2 separate regions of the Homo sapiens genome follow, and region 2 is linked to region 1. A link is an interaction called in ENCODE POLR2A ChIA-PET data of the cell type or tissue named here. Cell type or tissue: PC-3. All regions are shown on one strand. Links, peaks and the distances in the headings refer to the core of each region. The heading gives the core; the rest is flanking DNA. Region 1 overlaps KLHL6 (kelch like family member 6). Region 2 holds the start of MCF2L2 (MCF.2 cell line derived transforming sequence-like 2).

What was found. ChIA-PET counts read pairs that join two places held together with the same protein. Peaks named below come from ENCODE experiments on the same cell type or tissue, not always from the same donor. Only the 100,000 strongest peaks of a DNase experiment are listed, where the experiment ranks them.
Region 2: POLR2A ChIA-PET joins it to region 1 with 10 read pairs; 6 of 35 experiments call an interaction of 5 or more read pairs at or near these places.

What each region holds. Positions count from the first base shown.
Region 1 is chr3:183,486,757-183,495,490 of GRCh38, forward strand. It overlaps KLHL6 (kelch like family member 6), which reads right to left. Exons shown (of 7, transcript NM_130446.4): 5 at 7,323-7,525; 6 at 5,738-5,951; 7 at 795-5,472. The coding sequence ends at 5,171. Among named protein-coding and RNA genes, the nearest start is that of SNORA63E, 37 kb to the left of the region's middle. In PC-3, for the core only: no CTCF peak of the experiment used is centred there; a DNase peak (open chromatin) is centred at 4,175.
Region 2 is chr3:183,426,686-183,435,419 of GRCh38, forward strand. It overlaps MCF2L2 (MCF.2 cell line derived transforming sequence-like 2), which reads right to left and starts at 1,934. Exons shown (of 30, transcript NM_015078.4): 1 at 1,217-1,934. The coding sequence starts at 1,292. RefSeq lists a silencer at 1,684-1,763 and an enhancer at 7,746-8,686. In PC-3, for the core only: no CTCF peak of the experiment used is centred there; no DNase peak of the experiment used is centred there; H3K4me3 peaks cover 2,406 bases.

The sequences.
Region 1 (8,734 bases), core at 574-8,573:
CATGAGATTATCACTTAGACCCAGCGGGGAAATTGGAAGGCTCAGCAGCAAAGTTAAGGTCAAAACTCCGTTTGACTCACAGCTGGTGCACTGGCACTCAGATCCAGGGCCCAAGATCACTCCAGAACATTCCCCACCAGTGAGGAAGCTGGGTCTGTGATTCCCAAGGGTTTCCACCAAGAAGTCCTAAGGCAGAACATCTACCTCTGGGGATGCCCAGAGGGGAAGGTCTGAAGCTATTCATGGAACCCCAGATTTCTTTAAAGCCTCTGATTTTCCTTTTCAAATACACAGGAGTCTTGCATTGTAACCAAAACAAACTAAATTGATAACAAGGTTTCCAGTGATTAAAGGGAAGTCTCATACCCCAAGTTACACGTGCCCCAATTTGAGAAGCACAGACCAGGGAGGGCTTCAGAGACAACACAGGAACAATGGTGGACGCAGGCTAAAAGGTCAGACCTGTAATCAAAAACCTAGAAGGGGGTCTCCTGTAAGAAGAGCTGAGGCCAGGCAAGAGAAGAGTCACGCAGTTTGCATATGGGTTGGTAAAAGCTTGCTCAGCGAGGCAATGCATCTTTAGGGAGGGAAAATCTGTCTACTCTTTGACATTCTATAAATCAAACCTGGTGAATTTTAACCTATGAACTTATCTAAAGTCCCATGAACCAAATGAAACGTTTTAAATTTCCACCTTCTAAATTAATTTCTATTCAGACACCACTCATTTATATAAACTAAAAACAGCAAAAAAAAAAAAAAAAAACTTCATGATTGTATATAACACATTTGCATCTGTTCTGTGCATATTTTATTGAATAAATAAAAATTTTATTGGTTTGGTTTTTAAAACCTATAAACAATATTCTTAGTTTGATCACTTAAAACATACAACTTTATGTAACCAAAATGCTTAAAGGATTTTGTTCACTGAGTGTTGGCTATTTATACCTATACATATGAAAATCTGACCTGTCAAAACTGGTTTTGCAGTAGCCAGATTTGAGATATATGTGGATTTCTAAAAGGTTAACTTGTCAAATTATGAGATCTAATACAACACCCAGGTATTAAGGGAAAAAATGATTTTGCAACCCCAAGTTGGGACTTAACATAAGAAATCCTTATGGTGTTGCCAACGTTAAAAATTCTATTGAGCACTTTCATTTTTCAGAATAAAACAGGATAAGCAAATAACTCACAACAGTACCTCATAGTCTTCTATAAATAGCTAAGCTATACTTTACAGCTATAAGAACGTGATATTTGTATTTCCCTGAGAGCGTAGTTTGCTTTGAGTTCAAGGGCATGGTGTATGTGTATATGTGTGTTTCCCGAAGCCATTGAGACCAGAATAGATGAAAGCTAAGACGAGAACATGAATCTGTTGGTGTTCTGATGAGCTTAGCTCCCTGCCTGTTTCAGATCAACCTTGGCAACTGGAGTCCCTTAACCTCATCTACAGATTCCGCTCCACCAAAGACTCTGGGCCACCTTCCCTCTAGGACAGGAGACCCAGCTGAGCAGCTCAGAGGCCCCACAGTAAGTTGGCCCAAATGCTGGGCCTGCTCTAACTTGTGCCTCTGCTCTAAGAAGGGGATTCCTTCCTTAGTTCCTTGCCTAGAATACTCCCTTACCCTTATTCTCCCTCACCCTTCTTGGGACTAGAGCCAAGCTCACAAACTCCAGGGCCTCCGATATCATTTTCCAGACCTGCATCCTTGGAACCTGACCTCCTCCTACCCCATCTTCTTCTTCCCAGCCAGGGGTGCTCTGTCCACTCACAGGCCCTGCCTCAGTCTCCAGTCTGCTGTGCCAGAACATCCTGCCATGTCCTGCCTGAGTCCGAGGGTTCTTTGTCTCTGGGTTTATTCTCAGCTTGGCTTTCCCCCTGCTGATGGTGTGGGTTATAACAGTTACCTTCCTGCAAATGTGTTCGTCTTTATTTCTTGAAATGGATTTTAGATTTTAGAAGTTCTCATCCTTGGCTGGTGCCTAGAAGCTAAAACCCTGATGACTATTCTTAAGTTTCCCCCAAATGACTTGAACTTTCTTTCTCGAAGAGCTACAGACTGGCAGCTTCATATACAGAACCCTAGACCTTCTAACCAGGTGTATCTGTTCCCTACCCATGCCATTATTAGGAATCCCTATTTCTTGAGTGTCAGCTACATGACATTTTCCACAATTCACCTGCATATCTGGTGTTGTAAAAAATCATAAAGAGTGTTTCCATGATTCATTTAGGTATTCTGAAGTAGTCCAGAAACTTGGGTCCTACATTTAGAATCAGGTTTATAGCACAGAAATCCCAAATCCTCACTTTCCCAGCATAGGGTTGACCTGCTGATGGGCTCGAAGTTTGCCTATGGGTCTTATCAAAGGACCGCCATCCCCTCCCTGACTAGGGGCGCTGTCTTTTTGAAGGGAGGCTCCCTGTGTATGCCAGTACCATTGTCATTGGATTTCCTCTCTGGAAGTTCCTCCCTGCAATAGTCTTTGGAGTAAGACTGACTTTTCCTTCACAAATCAGTTCACAAATGGTTCTGGTGGCGATCTCAAAGAGACAAACATGTAAGCCATGGCCACTGGTTGACTTCACTGCACAGCTTACCACCTTGACCCCCTGAAAGGCAATCAAGACTTGGATCCAGCCTCCTCACTTCATACGCATCTCATTTTTAGCTAACTTGAAGAAAATAAAAACAAGAATATTAACTGGTGGCCTATTTACCTGTATTGAGTGTCTAGCGTGGAGATTTGCCATTCGTGGGTGTCCTCAAGGCTTGACAGACATGAAGAACTCCATGAATGTTTGCTGAATTGAACTAGATTACACTGTTACATTGCTTCAGTTGGGAGCTTCCTGATGGTTATTATAGTGCTCATGAGTCAGCAATAGTTTGTTCTAAAATTCCACAAATATGTTTCTATTGCCCTGTGTTACTTTCCACAGCAGAGAGCTGAACTGTCACGCTTCTAAGGCACAGAGCATTTCACACACCAACATACATTTATATTTATCTTCAATAATCTGGCATAAACAGAAATCTCACCTGTAATTTTTCAAGTTTTTAAAATCTGTTTCAAATATTAGCTTCTTCTAACCGTGACTGTTTAATGAAAATTCAATTCACTATCAACTCTAATAACTAACTTCCCAAACTGCTGAAAAGAACAAGCCACACCGGATATGAAATAAAACTCTATAAAGAGAATTGAAATCATATGATGAAAATAAAGTCCATTGGGTAACGCAGTTACTATGTTGTTATCATTGTTGCTTTTTAAATACAGCATATGAAACAGGATCTCTTAACCTGTTTCTCCAGCTTGGGGATTAGAATGAATTTCCAGTGAGCTCATTTGAAAGCTGTAGCTCTTACAGTGAAGGACAGATTCTGTTCTTTAAGTCACAATTGAGCTACACTGATCAAAAAACCAAGTAGAAGTGCTTTTTAAAAGTCTTGAAAACGAAGGCTTCAGGAGGATGGGGTATCAGGAACGTGGACCTAAATCACTGTGTAAAAACTAGAAAGTGTACCATCAAGGAGAATCTGTCGCTCCTGTGTAGGCCAGCTGTGCTCAGGTGTTTACTTTTTTAATAAAACAGTAGTTTGAGTCTCTAGAGACATCTTGTCTATATTGCAGTACAACTGGTGAACACTAAGAGGCCAGGGCACCAGAATGTGCTAAAGGTACAATTCTGTCTGGCAATGACAGTTCCGGTCCAAAATGGGCCATCTTATGATCATTTAAAAAAAAAAAGACCGGGCCCAGTGGCTCACACCTGTAATCCCAGCACTTCGGGAGGCCGAGGCGGGCAGATCACAAGGTCAGGCGTTCAAGACCAGCCTGGCCAAGATGGTGAAACCCCGTCTCTACTAAAACTACAAAAATTAGCCAGGCGCGGTGGCAGGTGCCTGTAATCCCAGCTACTCAGGAGGCTGAGGCAGGAAAATCACTTGAACCAGGGTGACAGAGGTTGCAGTGAGCCGAGATCATGCCACTGCACTCCAGCCTGGGCGACTTCATCTCAAAAAAAAAAAAAAGAGGGTTTCAATGGGAGGAGGACAGAACACAAGTATTTCATCTCTTTCAAAGCAAACAGGCCTTCCCAAGCCCATCCCCCAGACCTTTCAAGTGGAAGAACCTATGAGATGTTCTTGGCAAGGAGCCCAAATGACTCCTTGGTTTAAATATTGGTAAAGGGCGGGGACGAGGGAGGATGCAGAATAAGAAAGAAAAGGAAAGAAAGCAGGAAACACCTTTATTTCCCTGCTGTGCTGAGTGAATCTTTTAGCAGACTTGCCGAAACAAGAAATGAGCCAGGTTTCTTTGTTTTTGTTTTTGTTTTTGTTTTTGTTTTGAAGACAGAGCTTCACTTTTGTTTCCCGGGCTGCAGTGCAGTGTGGCGATCTCGGCTCACTGCAACCTCCACCTCCCAAGTTCAAGTGATCCTCCTGCCTCAGCCTCCTGAGTAGCTGGAATTACAGGCGCCTGCCACTGCACGCGGCTAATTTTTGTATTTTTAGTAGAGACGGGGCGGTCTCACCATGTTGGCCAGGCTGGTCTTGAACTCCTGACCTCAGGTCATCCGCCCGCCTCAGCCTCCCATAGGGCTGGGATTACAGGCGTGAGCCGCCACGCCCAGCAAGAGCCAGGTTTTGTTGTTGTTTTTTGTTTGTTTTTCCTGCTCTGAGATAGGCAGCATGGTGGAAAGAGCATTGACTTCGGAGATGAAAGACCTGGATTTTAGACTCCTGGGGTAGCTACTTGCTATCTGAGTGATCAGGGGCACGCCACTTAGCCTCTGTGAAACTTGGTTCCCTCACCTGTAAACTAGAAGTGATAAGAGCCAGTCACCAGGTTAAATGAACCGATAAAAGGAAGTGCCTGGCACAGAAGCCGGCATAGGGTGGGTGGGTCCTGAATGCTAAATATTACTCTTCCTCGCCTCCCCTCCTGAGGTAGGTCATGCAAACATTCCTGGCCGGTCTCAAGTGACCCCAAACTGTGACTTCCAAGGTTCCCCCAAAGTGAGTCAAGGGGATCCCCTGATGTATGGCCTCAAACTCGAGCCTGCTGCCTGAAGTGGGACTGGAGGAGGGTGAGAGGTGAGGCGGGTACGCTGAGGGTCGGGGGGGCTCTCCAGCTCCCCATCCTGCCGTCAGACAGACACTGCTCCGGGCACGATCCTGCGGATGTGGGTGTACGACTTCCTGATGGTGACGCTGCCGTGGTGCGACACGCCCCGGGGCAGGACGCACTCCTCTGTCAGTTTCTGGGCCTCGGGGTCCCAGCACAGCACCGTGGCGATAACCTCGTTCTTCTCGTCCCGCCCGCCGGTGATGTAGAGCCGGTTGTTGCAGGGCGCGATACCGCAGCTGGCCCGCTCGTGGCTGAGCTGGGTCACCAGGCACCAGCTGTCTTCCAGCGGGCTGTAGGCGTACAGCGCTCTCATGGCCCCACCTGAGGAGAGGGAGGAAACACGGTGGGCATCGCTCCATTTTTCTGGTTTCTTCCCTCTTAACCACTAAAATTCAACTTCTGATTAGGCCAAGTCTACCCTCTTGCCAAGAGAAACAGTCGATTGATGGCTCTCCTGAAAGCCAGAGTGGGTCCTAGGGGCAGTGAGTTGCCAGCGCTGGAGACACCGCGACACACCGTTTACGTGCTGCAGCCAGGCGCTCATCAGGTTCTAAGCCATTCAGACCAATAAGAAGCCATTACTCACCAACGACATAGATGCGGTCCCGGAAACTCACTGCATTGATGCATTTAGCCTCCACGGGCATGGCCGCCTTCAAACTCCACTTGTTGGTGGAAGGGTCATAACACTGAGTCTTGTCTGTGGCCAGTTTCCCATTGGGCCCTCCCCCGATCACATACAGCTTCTTCTTATGGCTGGTGGCTGCAAAGGAACTGACATGGACAAGGAGGGGTGCGGCCTGTAGAGGCACAGGGCACAAGAAGAAGCTGTCAGTCATGCTGCCCAGATTGCTGCAGTAGCTCCCAGGATACAGGACAGAGCTCCGGGACACAGAACTGGGCATCTTTTGCCTATAGTCACAAGGCCCATGGGCTTGACTCCTCTTAAGACACAGCAAGAATGAAAGCATGCATTTCCCACCCTCCCTCCAGGCTCCACGCAAGCTAGAGCAAGCTGTGTGTTGGGATGTGCCAGCCTCTCCCGGAATCCAGCTCTCAGGCAAGAATAAGTTTATACAGATGAAGTCAGCCAGTGTGGGAGGAAAATGATGTTTTATACATGCATATTCATATTCATTCATGTGCTCATCCACTCGAAAAATATTTATGGAATGCCTACTATGTACCAGCATTGATTTTCCTTGGTGCTTATATCTAGGAAGAAAAGCTGAAACGGTGGCCACAGGTAAGCAGACTCTTCCATTATGGGGCAGCATTGAGGATTTTGAGATTAAGTCAGACGTGTGCTTCTATCCTGTGAACCCCAGGACAGTAAAGGAGACTTCCAAGAGCCTCTTGCCCATTTATTTACAGGATCCTTTTAGATCGTGGAGCAGCTCTGTGATAGGGCTTGTTTTGAGAAGATCCTGGGCATGTCCCCCATACATGTTAAGGGCTCTCAATATAGCACTTTTCAGGCTGACAGTCTTGGCTAGATGTGGTGACCTGGCTACCTTTGCTTGTGCCTACAATGACTGTGTTGTACATTCCATTAAGCTGGAACATGCTTGGACATCTGATCTGATAAGGAGAAAGAAAATTTGAAACTGGGAATAACCTGGAAATGAGATGAGGTGGCTTTTCTTTTCCTGGGTCTGATATATACCTGAGGTTGCATTACTAAAGTCTGACATGCAGGCCTGTAAGTGGCTCATCATCCATGGGAAAATAAAGAAGGGATGATTTCTAACATGACCAAATCACTCTGGGTTCATAAACGGTGTAGTAAAGTGATCCGCATGTGTCCAGTGTGGAGAAGAATAGGAGAGAAGGCATCTGAGGAGACAAGACTCTACACCAAGACATGCAGACCAAGAGATCTCCCATCTAAGGACAGGGTGAGCCTCTGTGCACATCTGGGGTTCTGTCCAAATTAGGACAGGTGCCCACACAGACCTTCACCACTTGGAAGGACATTGTTTCTGTGACTTGATCAGCAATACTGAAGCAATAGCTCCTAGGAGGAGGGAAGCTCAGAGCCACCAAAACTGTTCTCCTTGGAAGTAAAGTGATCAGAAAGCTGACCACCACGGCAGGCACGTTCCAAAGCTTTTTAAAAAAGCACTGAAGTAATAATACAGGCAGTTACTGGTAGAAATCGTGTCCTATACCTCTGACCAGCAGTTGTGAAAGGGGTCGTAGGTCTCCACATTGTTGATTCTCTGTAAGCCGTCAAAGCCTCCGATCACATAGACCTTGCCACCCAACACCACCATCTTATGCCTCCAGCGGCCTATGTTTAAATACTCAATCTGAATCCACTTGTTGATCGAAGAATTATATTTCCAAACATCATGCTGTGTTTCTTTGCCACCTGCAAGAGATACAAAGCATTTAAGAAACCATCAGATGTGTCAGAAATACAGCTTCTCCCATAATATCCCACATGTCCAAAAGTGCCAGGTCCCCAGGCCAGCCCTACCCTGAGGGGAGATACAAGAAACCCAGCAGGTGTGTGATGTCTGGCAGGGGAGATGAGGCAAATGCAGGGGAACAGGGAGAGACAGAATGGATGATGTGCCACACTGTGTCATGTCCACCTCAGTGCTGCGAGAGTTCAGAGAAGAGGTGGCTAAGTGAGCAGTGCCCTGAGAAGGCTTCAGGGGGCAGGACCCAAGCCAGCCTGGGTGGGTAGGGACCAGAGGGAGCCTGGACTCAGTGTTTGCCCTCACAGGGAGCAGGAAGCAAGGCTGGGCGGGGACAGTGGGGTTTGTGCAGAAGGCAAATTACATGGCAGCTTAAATTCTATGTTTACTTTTTATTTAAACCAAAAAGCAAAGATACAGACCTGGAAAAATCACTAAGAAATCCTACAACATTCTCCTGGTTTGTCGCTCTGATCTGTTTAAAACAATCAGTGGGATTTATCCTATTTCTAAATAATTTTTGTTATAAAAGTATGAGATGCTCACAATAGATCATTTGAGAGTGATCTGGTAAACATTTTCTTGAAGGCAACTCTCTTAAAAAACAGAAAATACAAAATTCAGCAGCTGGGGAAAGAGACAAAGACAAAGGAGAACTGACTTTTTGGGTGATTTTAATCAAATATTTAACAGCTTTGTGTTTCCATTTTCCCATCAGCATAGACTACCACCAACTACTTAAAGCAAAGATTTACTTTTCAGACTTACATGTGTGCAATAGTGGAGAAATGAACATTACTGACCACATTCTGTGTCAGGGGTGTTTCTCTAGCATGGAACCCAGAAGTGGGTTTACTAAGTCAAAGCCATGTGCACCCTGAATTTTTATAGGTGCAGCCAAGGCATCCTCCGCAGCTGTGGTGGTTGACTTTTCCTCATACCCACTTTTTGTTGGTGGTGGTGGTTTTGTTTTCTTTCTTTTATTTATTTATTTTTTTGAAGTCTGACGGAAAAAAACTATGTCAGTTTGGTTTTCGCTTACTATGAGGGAAGCTGAGCTTCCTCTTCCTTGAATCTTTTGTTCATATAGTTTGGCTATTTTCCTTTGGGTGGGGTACCTTTCAGAGGTCTCCATTTATTCAAAACATTGATCCCAT
Region 2 (8,734 bases), core at 328-8,327, 60 kb before region 1:
TCTGTTTCATTACAAGTTCTTTTTCCTCTTATTTCACACTGCCTTCAGCAATATTTCACATTCAACCTTACCTGGTAGGATCCTACTGATCTTTTGTCGTAAAAGTTCAGTGCCCACAATTGGCACCAGAAACTTTTTTCTAAACTTGAATTATCAAAACTGGGCCTTCCCATATAAATCATCTTTACAAAGTATGTCCTCACAAGTGTATCATTTGAGATGTGCACGATTATTACAGCAAACACGTTGGACTAATTGAGGCAACATTTAACATGCAAGTACCAAGAAAGCAGCTTTCACAAATGTGTAGAAAACCAAGGCAAATAGTTCCTGGCTTTATCAATAAAAGCTGATTTGCATTCATGGGAGGACCTCCAAGCACAGTCAGCAACAGAGAAAATGATCCCGATAATTCCAGTTGCCCACATCCAGAGGTTCTGAACCTGAATGTGTGTCTTTACTGAGGGAGGTCCAGGGAAGGCCAAGGGGAAGAAAGTGCTAAGAAAAAACTGACTGGGAACTGTCTCAATGTCCTCTTGCCCTTACTTAGTCTGTGGGGCCTGACGTTCCATCACAACCCTTATTTCAGGAGCAAGCAATGCATGTTTTGCTCCTCTTTTCAACTCAGGGAAGAAGATTAAAATTGCTCAGTCTCCTTGGCTTGCAGAGATTTCTCGCGGGGATCATCAGGGGTGTGCTTAACCCTCCAGGCAGCACAGTAAAACAGGCCTAGCGGCCGAGCTGCGCAGGGGCGCTCCCATGTAACCTGCCTCTCCCTGCACTTTCTTATAAACAAGCCTTCAGTGGCGTGGCAATCATTTCTGCTGAAAAGCACTGGCATTCGTTCCTCTTATGCCCTCTCCTTTCTCACTATCCCCAAAACCAGAACATAACTTCCCACCCACCCTACTCCCGTCAGAAGCAGCTAACGGATGGTAACAGCCCAGCAGCCCTCGGTTTGGAGCTCAACGGACTCGGCAACCACCTGGTGAAGGCACCAGCCTCGGCCCCCCGACCCCCACCAGCGGCGCGCCCCAGGGATGCCCCCCGCTGGGCACCGCAGGCAGGACCCAGAGCAGCGAGGCCCAGATGCCGGGCAACCCCCCAGGAAGCGCGCTGCCCCGGGGCAGCGGGTGAGGCCAGGAGCCAGATGAAGCCCAGAGACCATCCTCACCCGCCATTAATAAAACGCAGGAAAAATTAAAGCTTCGTTTACCGACATGAGTGATCACTGTGGCCAGTCGCCGGGTGAGCTCCTGGGGAGGCATCTCTTCTTTTAAGCAAGACAGCATTTCACTGAAAAACCATTCCGTATAAATAAAGCCAAACAAAACTGTTTCTACCGCTGCGGTGGATGATTTTTTAAAGGCATCTCCGCCCAAGGATGCTCTGCCCTCGCCCTCTTCCTGGCTCTCCAGGCAAGAAACGAGAGTCCCTCGCAGCCTAGGCCAGCTCTCCCTCGCCACGCCCCGCGGGGGCTCCCGTGACAGACCAAGTCTGGCGCTTTCCCAGCGTCGCAGCTGGACCGAGAGAGGAGCGGCCGTTCTGCAAAAGGAAGCAAGTCGCCAATCTCGCCGGAACCGCGCCCCGGCTCCTCCGGCCGGGCGAGCTCCGGGGCTTCCAGAATCGCGGTCCCGGCCGCCAGGTTTCCGGCGCCGCCTCCAGGGACTGTAGAGTGAGGGATGCTCCGCCAGGTGCAGGGGAGGCGGCAGGTGGCCGTGGCTTCTCTGCGCCGCCGGCCCCACGCCCCAGCGCCCACCTCGTCCAGCCCACGGGTGGCGCCCGGGGCTCTCGGGGAGGCACGCACGCTCCCAAGCGCCGCTCGTTTTGGGGTCGGGAACGCTGCGCACCTTTCCCTGCGGGGAGCCCGCGCTCCACCCCCGGAGTGGAGCTCCGGTCCTTACTCGGAACCGTGGGGCGGGGAGACAGTGACTGAGGCGCTCCAGTCGCACCGGGGTCCGGATCATCAGACGCGCGCCGGCCAGGTCTCCGCCCCTCCTTCTTCCGCGCCGGGTGTCTGCGGAGGAGCCGCGGAGAGAAGGGGGCTGGCCCGGAGAGCTGCCGCCATCCGGCAGGACCCGGAGCGGGAGGCTGGGTGAGGCGCCGCTGCTTGCCCCACCTCCTGACCCCGGGGGCGGCTGGCGTGTGTTTTCCCCCACTTGGGGTTGTTCCACGCAGTTCTTGACCTCCGCTGGCCACACCTGCACTGGGAGCCCGGCGCCCGGGCTGCGCTCCGACAAGGCTGAGCACGCGTGGGCGCGCTCACCCCCTATGTGGGCGTTTTCCTTCGTGCAGCTGCGCCCTTGCCTCTGCTCCGTCTGTCACCTGTCAGGCACGCCAGTGCTACCTTCTGGAGGGGCTGTGGCACATCCTCCATGCTGGTCCTCCTCCCCATCAGCCCATTATCCCGTGGTTTCCCTAGTTGGGCCCAGACACTTTCTGACTGGCAGCAAAAGACTAACCCCAGTTCAGCAGAGCGCTACGGGAAACGCCTGAGCAAATGCGAATTCGGTCAGGTTGTCCCCCAATCCTTTCTACAGCGGGAGTCCCTGAATACTCAGCAGGCGGAATGGCGGGACCACCCAGGCGGATGTTCTCAGCCATCTCTTTCCTCTTCGATATGTAAAAAGCCAAGCCGCAAACACCCTGGATCCAAATTCTAGGAGTAGCCACCCATCACAGGGGGCTGAGGGTATTTTTTTAATGCTTTCTCTTTTCTTCTTTTTTTTGGAGACTGAGTCTGGCTCTGTCGCCCAGGCTGGAGTGCAATGGCGCGATCTCAGCTCACTGCAAGCTCCGCCTCCCGGGTTCACGCCATTCTCCTGCCTCAGCCTCCCGAGTAGCTGGGACTACAGGCGCCCGCCACCACGCCCGGCTAATTTTTTGTATTTTTTAGTAGAGATGGGGTTTGTTTCACCGTGTTAGCCAAGGATGGTCTCGATCTCCTGACCTCGTGATCCGCCCACCTTGGCCTCCCAAAGTGCTGGGATTACAGGCGTGAGCCACCGCGCCCAGCCCTTTTTAATGCTTTCTCTAACAATTGTGGGCTGTGATTGAGAAGCGAGGTCAGTTCACCTGTGTCATGAGATTTGTGGAGAGGTTCTTCCCCCTGTGAAGTTTGGGCACTTTGCACTCTGCCTGCAAAACAGAGCAAGGATTTTCTTTTTCTTTTCTTTCTTTTTTTTTTTTTTCGTTTTTAGAGATGGAGTTTCACCATATTGCCCAGGCTGGTCTCAAACACATGGACTCAAGTGATCATGCCCGGCCACTGAGCAACCATTTTCACAACCACCTTTTGCAAGAGATTCAAAAAAGGGTTAAAAGGCCGGGCGTAGTGGCCCACGCCTGTAATCCCAGCACTTTGGGAGACCAAGGCGAGCGGATCACAAGGTCAGGCATTCAAGACCAGCCTGGCCAACATAGTGAAACCCCATTTTACTAAAAATACAAAAATTAGCTGGGTATGATGTCACGCACCTGTAATCCCAGCTACTCGGGAGGCTGAGGCAGGAGAATTGCTTGAACCTAGGAGGCGGAGGTTGCAGTGAGCCAAGACCGTGCCATTGCACTCCAGCCTGGGCAACAGAATGGGACTCCATCTCAAAAAAAAAAAAAAAAGAAAGGTTAAAGATCCGCAGGAGGGGAGGCAGCTTTTGAATTATGTTTCCGGCGTTCAAGGGTCACAAGAATTTTCAAGGAACCAAATGAGATGTTTCCTACTGATAGTAGTCAGAACCCTGGTGCCCAGTCACAGCCAACTGTGAGTTTTGGTCAGCAGAAACCAACGCCTAGTAAAGAAGACAATGATGTGGGGTATGTTGGACTTGGAGTGTCAGAGCCACTTTGAAGATCCAGTAACCTCAGCTTCCTGGCTTAGGCCGGGTCCTTATGGGTGAGAAACATGAAAAGGAAGAAGAGAAGGAATGGAGGAGAGGAAAAGGAGGGAGGAGAAGCTTATGATTAAGAATGAGAACAAAAAGAAAACAGAAAGGAAATAAATCACACTCAGAGTGCTGCCCACATCTTTGGTACTTTCACAGTCCTCAAAGGTTTCCATGGAGATAAATGAGCTCAAGTTATGGTGAGATGTAGCAGGCAGTGCCTATCCTCAGAAACTAATTCTGCTCTTATCTCTGACACTTACTCTCTCAGGGCCTTCACTGCTTCCCCTGGGCAGTAAGGAAGTGGGTCTGTGATCTCCAAGTTCCCTTTTCCAGCTCTGAAATCCTATAACTGGAATTAAGAAGAAATGATCGGCTGGGTGCATTATCTCACACCTGTAATCCCAGCACTTTGAGAGGCCGAGGTGGGTGGGTTATCTGAGATTAGGAGTTCGAAACCAGCCTGGCCAACATGACGAAACCCCATCTCTACTAAAAATACAAAAATTAGCCGGGCACGGTGGTGGGCGCCTGTAATCCCAGCTACTCAGGAGGCTGAGGCAGGAGAATCGCTTGAACCCAGGAGGCAGAGGTTGCAGTGAGCCAATATAGCACCACTGCACTCCAGCCTGGGTGACAGAGTGAGACTCCATCTCAAAGAAAAAAAGAAGAAGAAGAAGAAGAAATGACCACATAGTGTTCAATAGCTCATACCTCCTTGTTCTTCCAAGAAAATGGTCATTGTCTCCATTGTTCTCATGAACACTGACATTCTTTCTGTCTTCTTTCTTCCCACCCTCCCACCTTCCCTGCCTGTTTTTCTCCTTCCTAATTATGATCTCTTATATTATGCCTCTTTGTGCTGTGGTTTCAATGTGTTCCCCAAAGTTCATGTGTTGGAAACTCAATCCTCAATGCAACAGCATTGAGAAAGAAGACCTTTAAGAGGTGATTAGGTCATAAGGGCTTTGTCCCGAGTTAATGCTGTTATCTCTGGAGTAGGTTCCTGATAAAAGGAGGAGTTGGTCCCCTTCTCCCTTCCTCTCACCCATGTGATGCCTTCCACCACGTTATGATGCAGCATGAAGGCTCCCAGCAGGTACACCCCTCGATCTTAGACTTCCCAGCCTCCAACACCAGGAGCCAAAGCAATTTCTGTTGATTATAAATTGCCCAGCCCATGGTTTTCTGTTAGCGCAGCACAAAACAGACTAAGACATCTCAGCTGGCAAAATCAGAGAAACAAGCTAGAAAAGCCTGCTTCCTTCTCCAGTGAACCAATTAACAATCACTCACATCTACTGAACATCCGCTATGGTTGTGATAGGCAGTGTCAGGTACAGCAACTACCACCACCATATAGCAAGTGACCGTTCTGTGTCTAGTATGATGTTAGACATTTTACAAACACCATTGAGGCCTCACAACAACACTCTAAAGGCTTTAGCCTCATTTTGCAGATACCACTGTAAAGGACCAAACTCTGTCCTTTACAAAACCTAGACCATTCTCTCCCTTCCGGTAAAGAACTGCTCAAGCTGGCCAGACGCGGTGGCTCACGCCTGTAATCCCAACACTTTGGGAGGCCGAGGCGGGTGGATCACCTGAGGCTGGGAGTTCGAGACCAGCCTGACCAACATGGAGAAACCCCGCCTCTCCTAAAAATACCCGGGTGTGGTGGCACATGCCTGTAATTCTAGCTACTCGGAAGGCTGAAGCAGGAGAACCACTTGAACCCGGGAGATGAAGGTTGCGGTGAGCTGAGATGGCACCATTGCACTCTAGCCTGGGCAACAAGAGTGAAACTCTGTCTCAAAAAAAAAAAAAAAAAAGAATTGCTCAAGCTCCACGTCCCTGTAGATTCCACCTCACTATGGGTGAACTGTCAGTGCAACCTCTGACAAAGGAAAGACAGACAAAGGACCTCCCTTAGAGAGCAGTGGCTGGCACTACAGCCTCCTCAGCCCCTGATGCCACAGGTGAGGGTGGAGATTCCTGAGGTATCAAGGAGGCCCCCAGTTTCATCTACATCTGTGGTTCGCAGACTTCAGCAGCATCACCTGGGAATAGAAGTAATTTTTACAAAAACAGATTTCTGGACCCCACCTCCAGGATTCTGATTTAGTAGTCTGGATTGGTACCCAAGAATCTGCATTTCTAACAAGTCCCCAGGAAAATTGATGGTACTAGTCTTGGGATTACCCTTTGAGCACCACTGGCCTAGATGACAGCTCTTCAAACTTCTTAGTTGCAAATCATAGTATGATTGTGCTATGAGAAAGAGATTTGGCCTTCACCCCAAGGTCCTGGCATATAGCTCCTAAGCCTCTTGGAATTTCCTTAATGATAATGTGATAGGAGTGTCTTTTGTTCTAATGAAGAGACTCCTAGCAGACCTCTAGATAGCTTCAGAACACAGCCTGGTCACCAGAAAGACCAAGCCTTGGTTAGAGGGTTAGAACTCTCAGCCTTATCCCTCAACCTCTAGGAAAGGGAAAAATGCTGGAGGTTGAGTTAACGACCAAGGGCCAATGATTTAATCAATCCTGCTTACAGATCAGACCCTCCATAAAAATCCCAAAATGAGGCCGGGCACAGTGGCTCACACCTGTAAATCCCAGCACTTTGGAAGGCCAAGGAAGGCAGATCACTTGAGCTCAGGAATTCAAGACCAGCTTGGGCAACACAATGAAACCACATCTCCAAAAAAGTCAAAAACTTAGCTGGGCATGGTGGCATATGCCTGTGGTTCTAACTACTTGCGGGGCTGAGGAGGGAGAATCCCTTGAGCCCAGGAGGCTGAGGCGGCAGTGATCTGAGATCACACCACTGCCCTCCAGCCTATGTGACAAAATGAGACCCTGTCTCGAAAAAAAAAAAATCTCTAAATGATGGGGTCTGGGAGCTTCTGGATTGGTAAACACATCGAGTGCTGGGAGGGTGGTACGCCTGGAGAGGGCATGGAAGCTTTGCAGACCACCACCTCCCATACTTTGCCCTGTGTACCTCTTCCGTTTGGCTTTTCCTGAGTTGTATCCCTTACAGTAAACTGGTAATGATAAGTAAAGCACTTTCCTGAGTTCTGTGAGTCATTCTAGCAAATTATCAAACCTGAGGAGGAAGTCAGGGGAACTCTCAATTTATACCCAACCAGGCTGAGGATTTGTAATTGGTGTCTTAATTGAGGGGCAGTCTTATGGGACTGTGCCCTTAACCTGTGGTGTCTATTCTAACTCTAGATAGTTAAAATCAGATTTGAATTGAATTGCTGGACACCCAGTTAGTGCCAGAGAATGAAAAGTGGCGTTGGAAAAGATCCCACTTACTCCACAGCTGATTGAATAGACGAACCTAAGAACTGACATGACGCCGGGCGCGGTGGCTCACGCCTGTAATCCCAACACTTTGGGAGGCCGAGTTGAGCAGATCATCTGAGATCGAGAGTTCGAGACCAGCCTGACCAACATGGAGAAACCCTGACTCTACCAAAAATACAAAATTAGCCAGGCATGGTGGCTCATGCCTGTAATCCCAGCTACTCAGGAGGTTGAGGCAGCAGAATCGCTTGAACCTGGGAGGCGGAGGTTGCGGTGAGCCGAGATAGCACCATTGCACTCTAGCCTGGACAACAAGAGCAAAACTCCGTCTCAAAAAAAAAAAAACAAAAGAAGTGACACGTTGTTGTACTTGAGTAAGTTAGAGAAAACGCCACACTTTGAGACGAATTAAGAGTCTGTTTATTTAGCTGGTGGCTAAGAGACAGCTAACGCTTAAAGTTCTCTCAGCCTTGAAGGGGCTAGATTGTTTTTTATACTTTGGTTTAGAAAGGGGAGGGGGAGTCTAGTTAAAACAATTTTACAGAAGTAAAGTAGGCAAAAAAGTTAAAAGGATAAATGGTTACAGGAAAGTAAACAGTTCCAGGTGCAGGGGCTTTAAGACTATTACAAGGTGATAGACGCGGGGCTTTGGGCGTTATCAATCGGACGAATTCCTGGGCACTGCGGATATAGCTCGCCAGAGTATCTTATCAGTTAATTGCATTCTTGGATGTGCTGGGAGTCAGCTTGCACAAGTTAAGTCCTTGAGGAAGGGGCTGCCAGTGAAAGAGCCAAGATAAAGTCTGTCGGGCTCTTTTAGCTAAAAGAGAGTCAGTTCAGGTAGAAACAAAGTTAGGTGATTAAAGGAAAAAGAAAGTCTAAAAACAAGGTTAGTAAAAACAAGGTTAGGCATTACGATGTTACCTGAGCTCACACCATCCTAACAGTCATTCCACTGCCATCTTTTTGTTTTCTGAAATCAGCCTGCCACCCTGGCATAGGGGTGTATGTGTGCATGATGTGCACACATGGGGGGTAGGGCAGCACATCTGCCTCTACCTCTGCACTGCCACTCTCTCTTCCCATGTGTGTCCCTCTGTGGTTTTATCTCATCTCACAAGTGACTGAATTACAACACACATTTTGTGTGTGTAATGCTGAGGACATTTTGCCCCTAAATTCTTAGGAGTCTTCTTTGCCAGTAGAAGTATCCTCCTTACTGCCATCTGAGGGATTAACCCTGCATTCCCAGAGAAAACTGTGATGGCCTCCCCTGGGTCAGTTGCCTTTGCAAAACAATGCTGATTCTCTTCAGGATCCATTTGCTTCTAGACCTATAACTCAAGTCCCAGCAGGCCCCCTGTAACTCATTCAGCAGGCGAGTTACAAAGTATGCCCCATGCAGGGGTATACTATACTTCAAAAGAATAACTTGAGTTTTCTAATTTATACAGACAAAAATCTGGGGAACGTATGTGGGAATGCATATTAAAGGCATGAGATATTGACATAAAGAACATAAAGCTGGATCAGGCT